Linked DNA regions of Homo sapiens: region 1 is linked to region 2. A link is an interaction called in ENCODE POLR2A ChIA-PET data of the cell type or tissue named here. Cell type or tissue: GM12878. All regions are shown on one strand. Each heading gives the region's core, and the rest is flanking DNA. Links, peaks and the distances in the headings are about the cores only. Region 1 overlaps LHX2 (LIM homeobox 2). Region 2 has its middle 83 kb from the start of NEK6.

Region 1 (7,033 bases), core at 1-5,000, 160 kb after region 2:
TCTCTAGGGGTGTGAAAATTTGGTGAAAGTTCTGGATCTTCTCTATTAAGAAGTTACTCGCACATGTAAGTGCAGTTCTGCTGAGTTTCACAGGCACCCAGCCGCTCCCCCACCCCACCATGTCCTCTGGGCAGTCCCGCCCCCACCTGCCCACCCAGGGAATCTGCCCACACACATCCCCACCACCAAACCTTGCTTCCAGGAGAGTCTGGGAGGCAGAAGATAAATCTAGAGAGATGCCTGAAGGAAGAGAGAGGGGGGAGTGAGACAGAGGCAGACAGCAAGAGAAGAGAAACTAGAGTGGGTAAGAAGCAAGAAGCAGGAGCTAATGATAGTCACCTTGGGTGTACGTCCTGGGATGGGGTGGGGCGGCCTCTAGATTTATCTGAAATGTTTGAACCTTTTATGATGTGAATGTGTGTAAAATGAGTGTCACTTGAATAATAAACAGAAACTAAGAATTGTTTAGAAGAAAGAAAAGAGACCGAGTGTGGAGACAATGAGGATGGAGCGATACGCAAACAGAAAAACAGAGAGGCAAAAACTGAAAAAGAGAAAAGACAAAGTAAGAAAAAAAAGACTGAAATACAGATGGGGACAGGCTGGAGAGGTGAAGAAAGAGAATGAGAAAGATTAAACACACAGAGAAGCAGACACAGGGTGGAAGGTCCTTCCAAGGCCCACGGCGAGGGGTGCAGGGTTCCACCCCAGTCCCTGGTGGTCGCAGATGCCCTCACCCCTGGCCCTGGCTGACCTGGAGGACCCGCTTGGTGAGGCCCGTCTTTTGCGCGAGCTGCTTCAAGTCCTTGGCGTCGGGGTTGTGGTTAATGGCAAAGTAAGACTTCATGGTCCGAAGCTGGTGGTGCTTGAAGGACGTGCGCATGCGCTTGGTCTTCTGGCTGCTCGGGTATGGCTGGTCACGGTCCAGGTGCTCTGCGTCGTTTTCGTTGCAGCTTAGCGCTAGGGAGGAGACACAGAGCCGGTGGGTGAACTTCCTGACCCGCCCCCCATGCCAAATCCACACTCGCCCCACCCACTGCCAAACATTTCAATCCTTAACCCTGCTGCATGTCTGCGCCACAATGAAAGGGGGACATCATCCCCATTTTATAGATGGAAACACTGAGGCTCAGAGACAGCGATCCACCCAGGATCACACTGCTAAGAACTGCAGCACTGAATCCCGGCTCTGGGAGAATCCAAAAATCATTCTGAGCCATTATGTTACAATAAGAACAATAGTAGCAGCAGCAGCAGCAGCAGCAACAACAGCTACGACTTGTTGATGGCCGATTGAACTCCAGGTGATGTGTTAAAGGGCTTTCCAGGCACATTTTCTTTAGGTACTTAAAACAATCCTAGGAGCACCAGGTATTATTTTTCCCGTTTTTACAGATGTTGAAACTGAGGCTCAGCAAGGGAAGTCACTTGACTTTGGACACAGCAGGACAGGGTCTCTGGGCCTGCCCTCCTCCTGTTTTCCAAGGCACTCTAAGGAGGAGTGCTTTCTGCCGTCTCCCCCTACCGTGTCTGGGACCGGCACCTAGAAACTGCTGAAACAGAGATTCATGTTCATTTTGCCACACCCAAAAGTACTGAGGGACCCCTGGGCCTTGGGCACTGGGCCAAAGGTTGGAAACTGCATTTTGCAGTTTAATCCTCATCGCTACCCTGTAAGATGATTGTTTCTCCGTGAACAAGTGGAGCAAATTAGGCTCGGGGAAGTTCAGAGATCTGCGGCAGTCCACAGAGAGCGGCAGAGTGGACGGGGAAGGAAGTCCGAGGCAGAAATAAACATGTAGTAGACACCTATGGTGTGTGTTTGGCTTTACAAATGTCACTGTACATCATTACCTCTCAGAGAGGTGGCTATGACTATTCCCATTTTAGAGATGTGGAAACTAACGCTAAGGGAAATGAAGCCACTTGCACACTGCCACACCACCGGTAACCAGCTAGATTGATCTTGATCTGTTGAGCCTAGATTTAGCACTGGAGTACTCCTTGTTTTCTTCCACTACACCACGAAGGGAGGAGGGAGCCTGTCCCTAACCACAAGGAGCCTCATGGGGGCCACGCTGCCAATGCCTGGCTGGCATTGGGGGTGGGGAATATGGGTGAAAACCTGGGCCTCAGAAAATTGCTCAGCCACCTGGAAGCTGATGGGGACCTGCAGGACCCCTCCCAAGGTCGCCTCCTCATGGCACCTCCCGAGCCATGCCACACTTAAGGTCTTGCCTTGGGGTAAGCCTCATAAGGGGTGTACATTCGGTCCGCCTAAAGTGAGAACTGAGAAGGTATCTTGTGCCCTCATCACATACCCGTAACAGAGCTCTAGATTTAGCAAATGAAAATACAGGTTGCCCAGTTAAATATAAATTTCAGAAAAATAATAAGTAATTTTTTAGTATAAGCATGTCCTAAATATTGCATGGGACATACCTATACTAAAAATGTATTTGTTGTTTACCTGAAATTCAAATACTACAGGTGACACAGCTATGCTAAAAAATTGTCATTTATCTAAAATTCAAATATTACACGGGACACTTATACTACAAATTTCAAATTTATTCGTTATTTTTCCAAAATGCAAATATTGCCGGGGACACTTACACTAAAAATGTATTTGTTACGTACCCAAAATTCCAATTTAACTGGGGATGCTGCATTTTGCCTGGCCACACTACCTCCAAAGGACTTTTACTCTGCTGGTGACCTCCCCCTTCCCCTGCCCAGATGGGGAAGAGCCCCTTGCAGAGAGAATTTGCAAGATACAAGTCTTGCCCCTGCCTTTGGAGCTGTTAGCTAGGGGCTACACCTCCTAGGGGCCTCTTTCCACCGGCACTCAGGTCCCCTCACCCCCGGGGCTGCATTCCCACAGAGAGCACGCCCAGAGTGAAGAGCGCGGGTCCGGCAATTTAAAGGGGATCAGAGGATGCCTCTGAACCTGATCCACCAGAACTGCTTGGAACCCGCTGAGGTGAGCAACCCTTTTCTTTCCCCCAGTCCCCAGCTCCACTGGGGGTGGGGCAGCCTCCCTACGGGGTATCTTTGGGCCCATCCCTCCACCGAGCCCCCGCCTGGGCCTGGCTGCTGTTAATGAGCTCCGTGGGGACCCCGGCGCCCCCATGGGCCCAAGGGACCTGCCCTGAGTGCCGCCTAGGTGGGGTAGTAGTGCGGGGGAGGGGGACAGAAAGGGCAGAGAAAGGAGAGAAAAAGACAAACACAGAAAGGCAGAATGGAGGGAGAGAAAGAGAGAGGGGGTAGGGACGGAAGATGGACAGAGCCAGGAAAAAGAGAGGACAGACAGAGGAAAAGAAAGCGAAGGAGCCAGGAGAACCACAGAGAGACAGCTACAAAGACAGCAAGAAATAGGGAGAGCGGAGGGGAAAGCGAGTCCCGGAAACAGGCGCAGCTTGTGGCGAGGGTCCGGTGGCCGAGCTGAATCCCGGGGCTCCGGGAGACCCGGTCCCTGCGGGGGAGGCCTTTTCCGAAGCCGTTATTGGCGGGGGAGTAGAGAAAAGGGGAAAGAAGGGGAGTGGAGAAAAAGGGAAAGGAGCCGGCCCTAAGTAGCGAGGCCGAGGCCGGCCAGAGGCAAGGGCAGGGGGCGGCGGCGGGGGAGGCAGCCGTGGGGCCCAGGTTTGGCCGGCGCCCCGAACCCCCTCACTCCCGCCCCCAGTGCCCGGGGGCGGGTCGAGATTCCCCAGGATCGGATCCGGGGAGGAGCGAGGGGCCGAGGGGAGGGGGAGGACCCGGGCTTTCTCTCTCCTTTTTTTTTTTTTTCCTCTCAATTAGGCCGATTCAATGGAGCTAAAGAGCTCGTAAAATCATGAATAATTTACTCGTGATCTGTTATTAACCCATCGGGTTTCGAGCTCTTGTCGCTGGGACTGAACCTGTAATCAAATCTGACTTCGCCTCATTTTACTAAAGACGAGATTGTAGGTTCAATTGTCTAAATAATGGATTGGAATCAAATCAGTAATTACGCCGCCAGGCACACACACACAAAAAGCTGGGGCTGGGGGAGGCCGGGCGTCCGGCCGGTCCGCGCGGGACTCCCGCGGCCGCGGCGCGCAAACCCAGGCGCAAAGTGCGCGGCCCGGGCCCCTCGCCCGCTCCTGCCGCCGTTTTCGCACCCCCAGCCCGCTGGCAGCCCCTCCCGGGGTAGGGGGAGGTTTCCGTTCCACCGGGGCCCGGGCCCGAGGGGCTGCGGGAAGAGGCCGCTGCGGCCCCGCCCCGGAAGGACTTTCCGACCCCGCGGCCCGCGGCTCTGCTGTAAGCCCAGCGCCCGGCGCCCCGACGGCGCCCCCTCCCCACTCGGCCCCCAGCTCGCCGCCCTTCAGTAAGGTGCCGCCGCGCCTCGGAGGGACTGTCCCCAGAGCAAGAGGCTTTGCAAGGGGTCGTCGTGGCTGGGCCACAGGATGTGGGACACTGCCACAAACAAGCTCGTGTCCCCGTGGTCGGAACCCTGCACGCACACGCACACGACCCGCGCCCGCACACCCCGTCCGCGATCGCACCCTCCAGGGTCCCCGCTTTCCAGTCCTAGCTGCCCCGCGGCCCACACTGCGGCCATTTCTCTCCTGCCAGTGCGGGAGGGGAGGGAAGGGCGGACGCCAGATCTAGGAAGACTGGGCTGGGCCCCGAGAGGCCGGGGAGATGCCCTCTTTCCCCAACCTAGTCCCGGGAGCCCCGAAAGAGCCAGCCGCATAGCCACCGCCGGCGCACCGAACGCCGTTTCTCTCAGGACTAGGAGCCCCGGCCAAGGTCGGAGAGGAGGGCACGGGAACAAACACGACACACACAGAGACAGAGATAGAGAGAAAGGACGGAGAGAACGGAAAGGAAAAAAAGAGAGAGGGAGGCCAGAGAGAAAGTGAGATGGCTGAATGGAGGGTGTCTCTTGTAGAGGTTAAACAAGGCTTGAAATTCAGCCTCCAGCCCACCTCGCTGGGGCAAACGGCGGCTGAACAGCAAAAAGCAGAAATAAATCTCTGTACCTTCTACTCTCTTTTTGCACAATCCTAAAACCGGCGCCGAACCTCCGTGCCCAGGAAAACAATACAGCTCCCCAGCCACCAGGTGCCCTGGAGCCGAGCCCCGCGAGGTGCTTCCGAGTGGAAGTTGACCCACTTGATAAATAGAAGCGGCTTGGTGTTGGGGGAGCCGGTCTGAACTCGGTTTTGTCTTTTTTTGGGGGGTGGTAGGAGAGGAGGGATGGAAGTTCCAGAGAGCTACATCTGTGGTAGTGCCTTCAGCAAATCTTAAATCCGCGCCACCGACCGGCCTACCGCTGCTTCACCATTTACCAAACTGGGGGCTGCGTTTTCCTCCCAGTTCCGCACACAGGGACACACGCCCCATGATCCTCCAAGCGATTTCGTTGGAGCGAACACCCGCCCCTCATTTCCCTCTCTATTCAACTCAGATTCTTTAAGATGAAAATAACTGACTTCTTCCCGCCGTAGCACCCTCTGCACAGTCTTGGGTTTGTTTTTGTTTTTGCTTTTTTCTGCTTGTGCATTAGACTAAAGGGAAAAGGAAGAAGAACACAAAATCTCCAAATCTAATTCTGTTGCAAACGAAAGAAAGAAAATAATTGCACATAAACTCTAGTTCGGAAGCCCGGAGAGTCATAAACCTTTCCGGGCCTTGCAGACTTCGGGCAGATGTTGACGGCTCATTTGCCGGAACTCAGAACCTCTGCAGCTGTCCTGAGCAGGGAGGGGCGCGGGAGGGGGCAGAGCTTCTCCGGGAATGGCCTGGGGTTCAAAGATGCCGGAAATCCGAACCAAGCCCCCCACCTCACCCCACCCCACCCCACCCCGGCGCGAGGCCAGGCCTGCTCCGGTCTCGTCCCCGCCCGGGGGGCTCGCTTCCGAGGGTCACGGCCCTCACCCCAGCAGGCGCCAGGAAACTCGGAGGAAAAAGTCCGGGAAAACTGAGACCTGTCTTTAAAGGAGGATCGGGCCGAGCAAAAGGAACCGCAGCCTTTGCTTTCCTGAGTTCCCCAAGCCCGAGTTCCCCAAGCCTGCCGCCCTTGGGACATTTCACGAGGTCAGGCCGCACTCCAGGCCGAGCTCGGCGCCCCGGGCCACAGCCAGCCCTTTCTCTTGGGACCCTCGCCGCCCTGCCTCGTTCCTTCGCTGCCCCAGTTCCCGGCCCTCAGCCGCGCCAACCCAAAACCTGTTTGGCGTCAGCGCCGCCTTGCTTTCTCCATCCCTGCCACTTCCTGCCTAGCAAAGTGGGGCAAAGGCCCAAACCAAAAAGCCATCTCCAAAAAAACAATTTATCAGAGACAAGGCCCTGCACCCGGAGCAGCAAGGGACCACTGCACCCTCTCCTCCCGCTCCAGCCGAGGACGCACAGTCTGGAAGCCCAGGGGGCTAATGTCCCTTCTGCGAGGCCGTCCGGTGCTTAAGGCTCGCTATTTGCCCAGCACACAGAGATTCAATCCAGCTCCCGGCCGTCGAGGCCGCACACTTTCCCCCAACCCTATGGGGGCGCTTCGTGCGCCGCGCACTCACCAGCGTTGTAGGCCGCCAGATCCGCACCGGGGCCCGGGCTCTTACGTTTCCTCGGCCGCCCCTTCTGCACAGTGCCCACGCCATTGTAGTAGGGAAGACCCAGAGGGTTGGCCCCTGCTGCGCCCAGCCCCGCGCTCTTGGCCGCCGCGGCTGCAGCGGCCGCCGCTGCCACGTCGGCATGGTTGAAGTGTGCGGGGTACTCGCCCTGCAGCAGCGCCTCGAAGTGCAAGCGGCAGTAGACCAGGCTGTCCTTCATGCCGAAGTGGTCGCCCGTGGTCAGCATCTTGTTACACGTGGTGCACGTGAAGCAGTTGAGGTGATAAACCAAGTCCCGAGCGCGCATCACCATCTCCGAGGCCGAGATGCCCAGGTGGCAGCGGGCGCAGCGCTGCACAGAGAAGCGCCTGTAGGGACCATGGAGGGAGGGGCTGTGGGAACACACGGTTGGGTACCCCCCTTTTCCTCCTCCAGGTGCCGCTGCTGCTGCGGGGGGCAATCCC
Region 2 (7,249 bases), core at 804-5,803:
GCCATTACAGAATCCTATACAACAGGTAAAATGAATTACCTAGAGCAACATGTATCCACAGGGATACATTTTTAAAATATGATGCCTAGTGGAGGAAAATAGGCAATTGCAGAATGACAGATTTTACTTTTTTTTTTTTTTTGGAGACAGAGTCTTGCTCTGTTTTCTGTTGCCCAGGCTGGAGTGCAGTGGCATGCTTTTGGCTCACTGCAACCTCTGCCTCCTGAGTTCAAGCAATTCTCCTGCCTCAGCCTTCTGAGTAGCTGGGACTACAGGCACATGCCACCACACCCGGCTGACTTTTGTATTTTTAATAGAGATGGGGTTTCACCATGTTGGCCAGCCTGGTCTCGAACTCCTGACCTCAGGTGATCTGTCTGCCTTGGGCTCCCAAAATGCTGGGATCACAGGCGTGAGCCACCATGCCCAGCCCACTATATACCTTTTTTGATGCAGTCAGTATAACTTGGATGATTATACTTCAATTAAATTTACATTAAAAAACATATATGGAGCCAGGAGCAGTGATGCACCTCTAGTCCCAGCTACTCAGGAGGCTGAGGCAGGAGGATCACTTAAGGCCAGAAATTCAAAACCAGCCTGGCAACATAGCAAGACCTGTCTCAAAACAAAAGCAAAGGTCGGGCGTGGTGGCTCACGCCTGTAATCCCAGCCCTTTGGTAGGCCAAGGCGGGTGGATCACCTGAGGTCAGGAGTTTGAGACCAGCCTGGCCAATGTGTCGAAACCCCATCTCTACTAAAATACAAAAATTAGCTGGGCGCGATGATGTGCTCCTGTAATCTCAGCTACTTGGGAGGCTGAAGTGGGAGAATTGCTTGAACCTGGGAGGTGGAGGTTGCAGTGAAGATTGTACCACTGCACTCCAGCCTGGGTGATAAAGCAAGATTGCATCTCAAAAACAAAAACAAAAGCATATATGGAGAGTGCATACCCAAAATATATAAAGAATCTTTACAATGTGGTAAGACAAAGATGGGCAAAAGATTTGAACAGAAATTTCACAAAAGAAGATACATGAATGACAATAATTACATGAAAAGATACTTAGAGAAATGAAATTAAAATAATAACGAAGTACCACTACACACTAAACTTAAAAATACTGGCAATACCAAGTGTTGGCAAGGATATGGAGCAACTGGAACTCTCATAGATTGCTGGTGGAAATGCAAAATGGCACAGCCACTTTGGAAAAGAGTATGCTATCATCTTATAAAGTTAAACATAAACTTACCCTGTAACACAGCAATTCTACTTCCAAGTATTTACCCAAGAGAAATTAAAATATATGTCCACACAAAGATTAATACGCAGATATTTGGCCAGGCATGGTGGCTCACGCCTGTTATCCCAGCACTTTGGGAGGCCAAAGCGGGCAGATCACTTGAGGTCAGGAGTTTAAGACCAGCCTGGCCAACATGGCAAAAACCCATCTCTACTAAAAATACAAAAAAATTAGCCAGGTGTGGTGGTGTGAGCCTGTAATCCCAGCTGCTTGGGAGGCTGAGGCAGGGGAATTGCTTGAGCCCAGGAGGCAGAGGTTGTAGTGAGCCGAGATCACACCACTGCACTCCAGCCTGAGTGATAGAGTAAGACTCCATCTCAAAAAAAAAAACAAAAAACAAAAAACAGATATTCATAATTGTATTATTCAGAATAGCCCCAAACTGGAAGCGACTCAAATGTTTGTCAACTAGTACCTGGATAAATTAATCGTATTATCCATGCTTGGGAATACTACTCAGCAATAAAAAGTATGAACCATTCATAACACATGCAAAAACATGGTTGAATCTCAGAAGTATTATGCCAAGTGAAAGAAATCAAACATAAAAGACTGTGCTGCTTGATTCCATTTACAGAAAATGCCAGAAAAGGCAAAACTATAGTGACAGAAAGCAGTTGTTGTCTAAGGCCAGGAAAGGAGCAGGGGATCAACTGCAAAGGGGCAGGAGGAAACTTTTTTGGGTGGCAGAATTGTTTTATATTTTGATTGTGCTGATGGTTACAGAATTTCACACAATGACCATAGTCATCATATGGTACACTTAAAAAATAAGTGAATTCTATCATATACAAATAATACTTAATTTGTAATAAGTGCGTCCTATCCTATACAATGATAGACTCACTTATTTTAAGTGTACCATATGATAAAAAAGGTAATTAGAAATCACAAAGACCAGGTCGGGCATGGTGGCTCACGCCTGTAATCCCAGCACTTTGGGAGGCTGAGGCAGGCAGAACACTTGAGGTCAGGAGTTCAAGACCAGCCTGGCCAACATGGTGAAACCCCGTCTCTAATAAAAAATACAAAAATTGGCCGGGCATGGTGGCATGTGCCTGTAGTCCCAGCTACTCGGGAGGCTGAGGCAGGAGAATCACTTTAACCTAATAGGTTGAGGTTGTAGTGAGCCAAGATTGCACCACTGCACTCCAGCCTGGTGACAGAGCGAGACTCTGTCTCAAAACACACACACAGACACACACACACACTACACACAAAATAAAATAAAATAAAGATAGGAATCAAATATGGGGAAATGTTACAATCTGACAAGGTTGGGTGGTTGGGTGATATGTACTAGTCTGTTTATTATATTACTTATTCTTTATATTTTTCTGAATTGTGGACATATTTCAAAACAGCTCTTGAAAGAATGAATTAATTTAAAATAAGCTGAGGGTTTCTCTCAGACTGTAGTGCAAAAACCCCACACAATTAAATGGCATAGAGACTACACACAGAAGTTTCAATATTTATCTAGTACTTAGTAGAAGTTCCCATAAGGAGAAAATGGAGAAAAGATAATCAATCAGTAGAGGACATTTCCTCAAAGTGAACAAATACAAGAATCTGTAGATTGAGAGGATCAATCAGGTGCTAAGTAAGAGAATTTTGGGGGGCAGGGGTCAGAGGTACAGGGATTCCTAGACATGGGGAAAATTTCAGTGAGAAAATTCTTGAGAGAGAAAGAGCGCGAGATTAGTTATTCTCAGAGAAATAAGAATTAGATGGGCAAGTGACTTCTCTTTAACAACATTGGAAGGCAATGGAAAAAGAGATTCAAATTCTCTAGGAAATGATTTTGATCCTAAGATCATATACCTATCCTAACTAGACTTCAAAAGTGAGAGGAGGCCCCGCACAGTGGCTTACACCTGTAATCCCAGCATTTTGGGAGGCCGAGGCGGGCAGATCACCCGAGGTCAGGAGTTCGAGACCAGCCTCGTCAACATGGCAAAATCCTGTCTCTATTAAAAATACAAAAAAATTAGCCAGGCATGGTGGCGTGCACCTGTAGTCCCAGCTACTGGTGAGGCTGAGGCATGAGAATCGCTTGAACCCGGGTGGCGGAGGCTGCATTGAGCTGAGATGGTGCCACTGCACTCCAGCCTGGGCGACAGAGCCAGACTGTCTCAATTTAAAAAAAAAAAAAAAAGTGAGATGAAAATGAAGATGTTTTGGACAGATTCTCTCTAAACAAATTTATTACTCACAGACTCTAAAGGAACTGCTCGAGAATGTATTCAAGAAAAAGAAAGTGAATACAAGGCCAAAAAAGACATAGAGTACAGGAAACAGTGATTTTAAAAAAAGTAAAACTTTGTAGCTAAGTCTAATATTTGCATAACATAATAGCAGCAACAGCTAGCGCAGCAATAGCAATGATGACAATAGCAATGTAGGAAAAAAACCCCACATGATTTCAATGCGGAATGTATTCAGGAGTAAGGATGGGAAGTGAAAGTGTCACTAACTTCTTCAAGGAGAGGACAGAAACACGGAGGAACTCTAGACATACATAGAAAAATGCAAGTTTAAATAGTCTTAAACATTTATTGGAAGGAGATTTCTGTTTCTCGGTAGGATATGGTAGGTTATGGCTGGCCAATCCTCTCACTTCATTAATTAGGTAAAAAGGAAGTAAATTGCAAAGTCATTAGAGGCATCACTGAGCTATGGTAAGGAGGTCAAGATGAACTAAAATCCAGAGAGGGAAGAATTCTCCCTAGGTAAGTTGGGGATCATGATGAGACCGCCTTTGCAAAATTATGACTGAGAAAGTGAAAGAGATCTAACTTAATCGACTCCCTGTTGCTTCTAACCTCCAAGCTGTCCTTTTTTATTCCTGGGCCTAGGCTGAACTAACTTTGGGAGAAACTTAGTTTAAACTTTATAGTTTAAAACAAAGTTTAAAGTTTAAAACAGCCCTTTCCCAAAGAAGACCTCCTTCTTGCCTGGGGACTAGATTGACCTTGTAGGACTAACATCGGCCACAAGATTAGAAATTATGGTTGAGGAGTCACGCAGCTGGAGGCTTCAAGATTCTGACCCTCCCTAAACTGCCCCTAAGATCAGTGTTTGAGATATTTTGCAGACCCTGCACTTGATGGATCAGCTGGCACCATTCGGATCAATAAACTGGCTCATCTGATCTTTTGACCCCCACCCAGGAACCCACTCAGCACAAGAAGGCAGCTTCTACTTCCGGTGATTTCATCGCTGACCAATCAGCACTCCCGGCTCACTGGCTTCCCCCCACCCACCAAGTTGTCCTTAAAAACCCTGCTCCCCAAATGCTCAGGGAGGCTAATTTAAGTAGTAATAAAAATCCAATCTCCTGCACAGCCGGCTGTGCGTGAATTACTCTCTATTGCAATTCCCCTGTCTTGCTAAATCTGCTCTGTCTAGGCAGCAGGCAAGGTGAGCCCCTTGGGGGGTTACGGTAGCTGTTTTCCTCTCTGGTAGCGTTTCCCACTTCTAGGCTTGGACTGCAGATCTCGCTTGACTCAGGCTGAGAGGCTGTGCTGAAGGAAAGAGAAGCCAAAAAAGCTTTTGGTGGCTTTCTTACAATGCCCACGTGATGGGTGAAAACTAAAGGAACTCCCAATGTGCGGCTGGTGTTCCTCGCAGAGCACTATTTGAGTTTTGGGTCTGCGTGGAGGCTGAGTGGCTGGGCCAAAAACTTCTGGAAAGTGGAGTGAAATCTCCTGTGGTTTCACTGTGCTGAATCCCAACAGAGGGAGGGGACTGCCACCGACACAGGGGATCCCTCCCATCAAGAGACTAAAGAACTAAGCTCAAACCTGCAAAGGGAGGATCTGAATCTCTCACCGTCATTTAGAGTGGACAAGATAGAGATCTTCCAACCTCTCAATCAGAAGCCCAGGAGAACCAGACCCAAAGAACAGGAGTGAATCAGAGATAGTCTGAGACTTACTAAAAGTGCAACTAGGTCTTGATCCACCTCGATTCCTGATTGTACTGAGGTGAGCAGCTTCCCCATCCTATCTGCTTAACAGAGGAATGGGGAAATCTGGAGCCTCTATGATTCTTTTATGCACAATGTGTGGCATAATTTTTTAAATTGTTAGATATGTACAGTGACAGGAAAATGTGACCAAATAATCAATAGAAGAAAAAAACAATAGAAGCAAAGCCATAGATAAACTAGATAAAGGAGTTACTAGACAAGGGCTTTAAAATAACTACAATTAGTGTGTTAAATAAAATTGTGGAAAAGATGGACAAAATGAATGCAAAGATGGAGAATATTAACAGATATTTGAAATGTACAAGCATAATCAAGTGAAAATAAGAATATCAAAACTAAAAAACTCATTAAATGAGCTTAACAGTAGTTTAGATACAGCTGAAAAGGTAATTAGTGAAGAGGGAAATAGGTCCAAAGAAAATATTTAGATAGGTCAGAAACATGGAAGAAGGCAAATGAATGGAAAATATAGAACGAAGACATAGGTGACACAGTGAAAAAAAAAAAAGCCTTCCTCTCTTTCCTCTATTATCACTGTATAATTATAGTTCCAGGAATAGAGAAGAAAGAAAATGGAGTAGAAAAACATTTGAAGAGATAATGACTGAGAATTTTTCAAAACTGCAAAATGGGAGTAAACTGCAAAAAATACAGGAAGTTCAGCAAACCCAGGAGGTTAAAAATAAGGAAAACCACATGAAAGGGCATTATAGATAAATTGTTGAAAACAAAAGATAGAGATTATTTTAAAATAGAAAGAGACACAGGGAGGAAAAAGACACATTACCCATCTTCAAAGACAGTAAGATGTAAAGCTAACTTTTCAGTGGAAATCACAGAAGACAGAACACAGCATAACGAAATTGTTAAAGTATAGAAGGGAAAATTCTGGCAACTTAGAATGCTACACACAACAAAATACTCTTCAAAACTGAAGGTGATGTCTTCTTAATGTTTCTCCAAAAATTTGAAAAAAAATACTGAAGGTGAAACAATAATATTTCAAATAAACAAAGGTTGAAAAATTTATTGCCGGAAGCTTCACAGAGTAAAGAAGTCTTCTTCAGATTAGGAAACTGAGTCCAGAGAGATGTACAGAACTTCAGGAAAGAATGAAGAAAAATAGACAAATACCAGGGCAAATATTTTTAAACTGTTTCTAACAATGATACAAATGTGTTGTGAAGCTTATACATAGATGAAAGTAAAATATATGATAACAATATCATAAAGATCACAAGGAGGTAAATGGAGTTAAATTATTTACTTCAGGAAACTGCATCATCTAGGAAGTGGTAAAAGGACTAAGTTAATACCTACAGATGTGGGACAATGTCAAACGGTCTAATATGCCTATAATTGGAATCCCAGAAGTAGAAGAGAGAGAGAGGAAACAGGTCAGAAGAAATATTTAAAGAGATAATGGCTGAGAATTTCCCTAAAATTAATGAAAGACAACAAATAACAAATCACAGATCCAGGAAGCTCAGAGAATGCCAAGGAGGATAATTTTTTAAAGAGAGAATTACATCATATTCAAACCCCTGAAAATTTATGAGAAAACCTTGAATCTTACAGGCAGCCAGAAATAAAAGGCACATTACATTCAAAAGTACGAGGATGGGAACTACAGCAGATCTCTCAGCAGAAACTACACAAGTTCAGAAGTTCTTAGAGTAACATCATTAAAGTATTGAAAGATAACATACCTGTCAATCTAAAATTTTCTACCTAGTAAGAATATCTTTCAAAAAACTTAGGAGAAATGAGAACTTTTTAGACAAAGACTGAGAACATTTATTACTGGCAGATCTTCACTGAACACATGTTAAAAGAACTTTTTTAGGTAGAAGGAGTAAGATATCTGAGACGGTTTGGATGTTTCTTCCGTCCAGATCTCATGTTGAGATGTAATCCTCAGTGTTGGAGGTGGGCCTGCTGGGAGGTG

Evidence for each region. Peaks named below come from ENCODE experiments on the same cell type or tissue, not always from the same donor. Only the 100,000 strongest peaks of a DNase experiment are listed, where the experiment ranks them.
Region 1: POLR2A ChIA-PET joins it to region 2 with 5 read pairs; 2 of 35 experiments call an interaction of 5 or more read pairs at or near these places.

Annotation. Positions count from the first base shown.
Region 1 is chr9:124,015,026-124,022,058 of GRCh38, reverse strand. It overlaps LHX2 (LIM homeobox 2), which reads right to left. Exons shown (of 5, transcript NM_004789.4): 3 at 6,534-6,937; 4 at 755-960. Among named protein-coding and RNA genes, the nearest start is that of LHX2, 6.8 kb to the right of the region's middle. In GM12878, for the core only: no CTCF peak of the experiment used is centred there; no DNase peak of the experiment used is centred there.
Region 2 is chr9:124,171,106-124,178,354 of GRCh38, reverse strand. No RefSeq gene overlaps it. Among named protein-coding and RNA genes, the nearest start is that of NEK6, 83 kb to the left of the region's middle. RefSeq lists enhancers at 3,654-3,723, 3,744-3,923. In GM12878, for the core only: no CTCF peak of the experiment used is centred there; a DNase peak (open chromatin) is centred at 3,820; H3K4me3 peaks cover 889 bases; H3K27ac peaks cover 815 bases.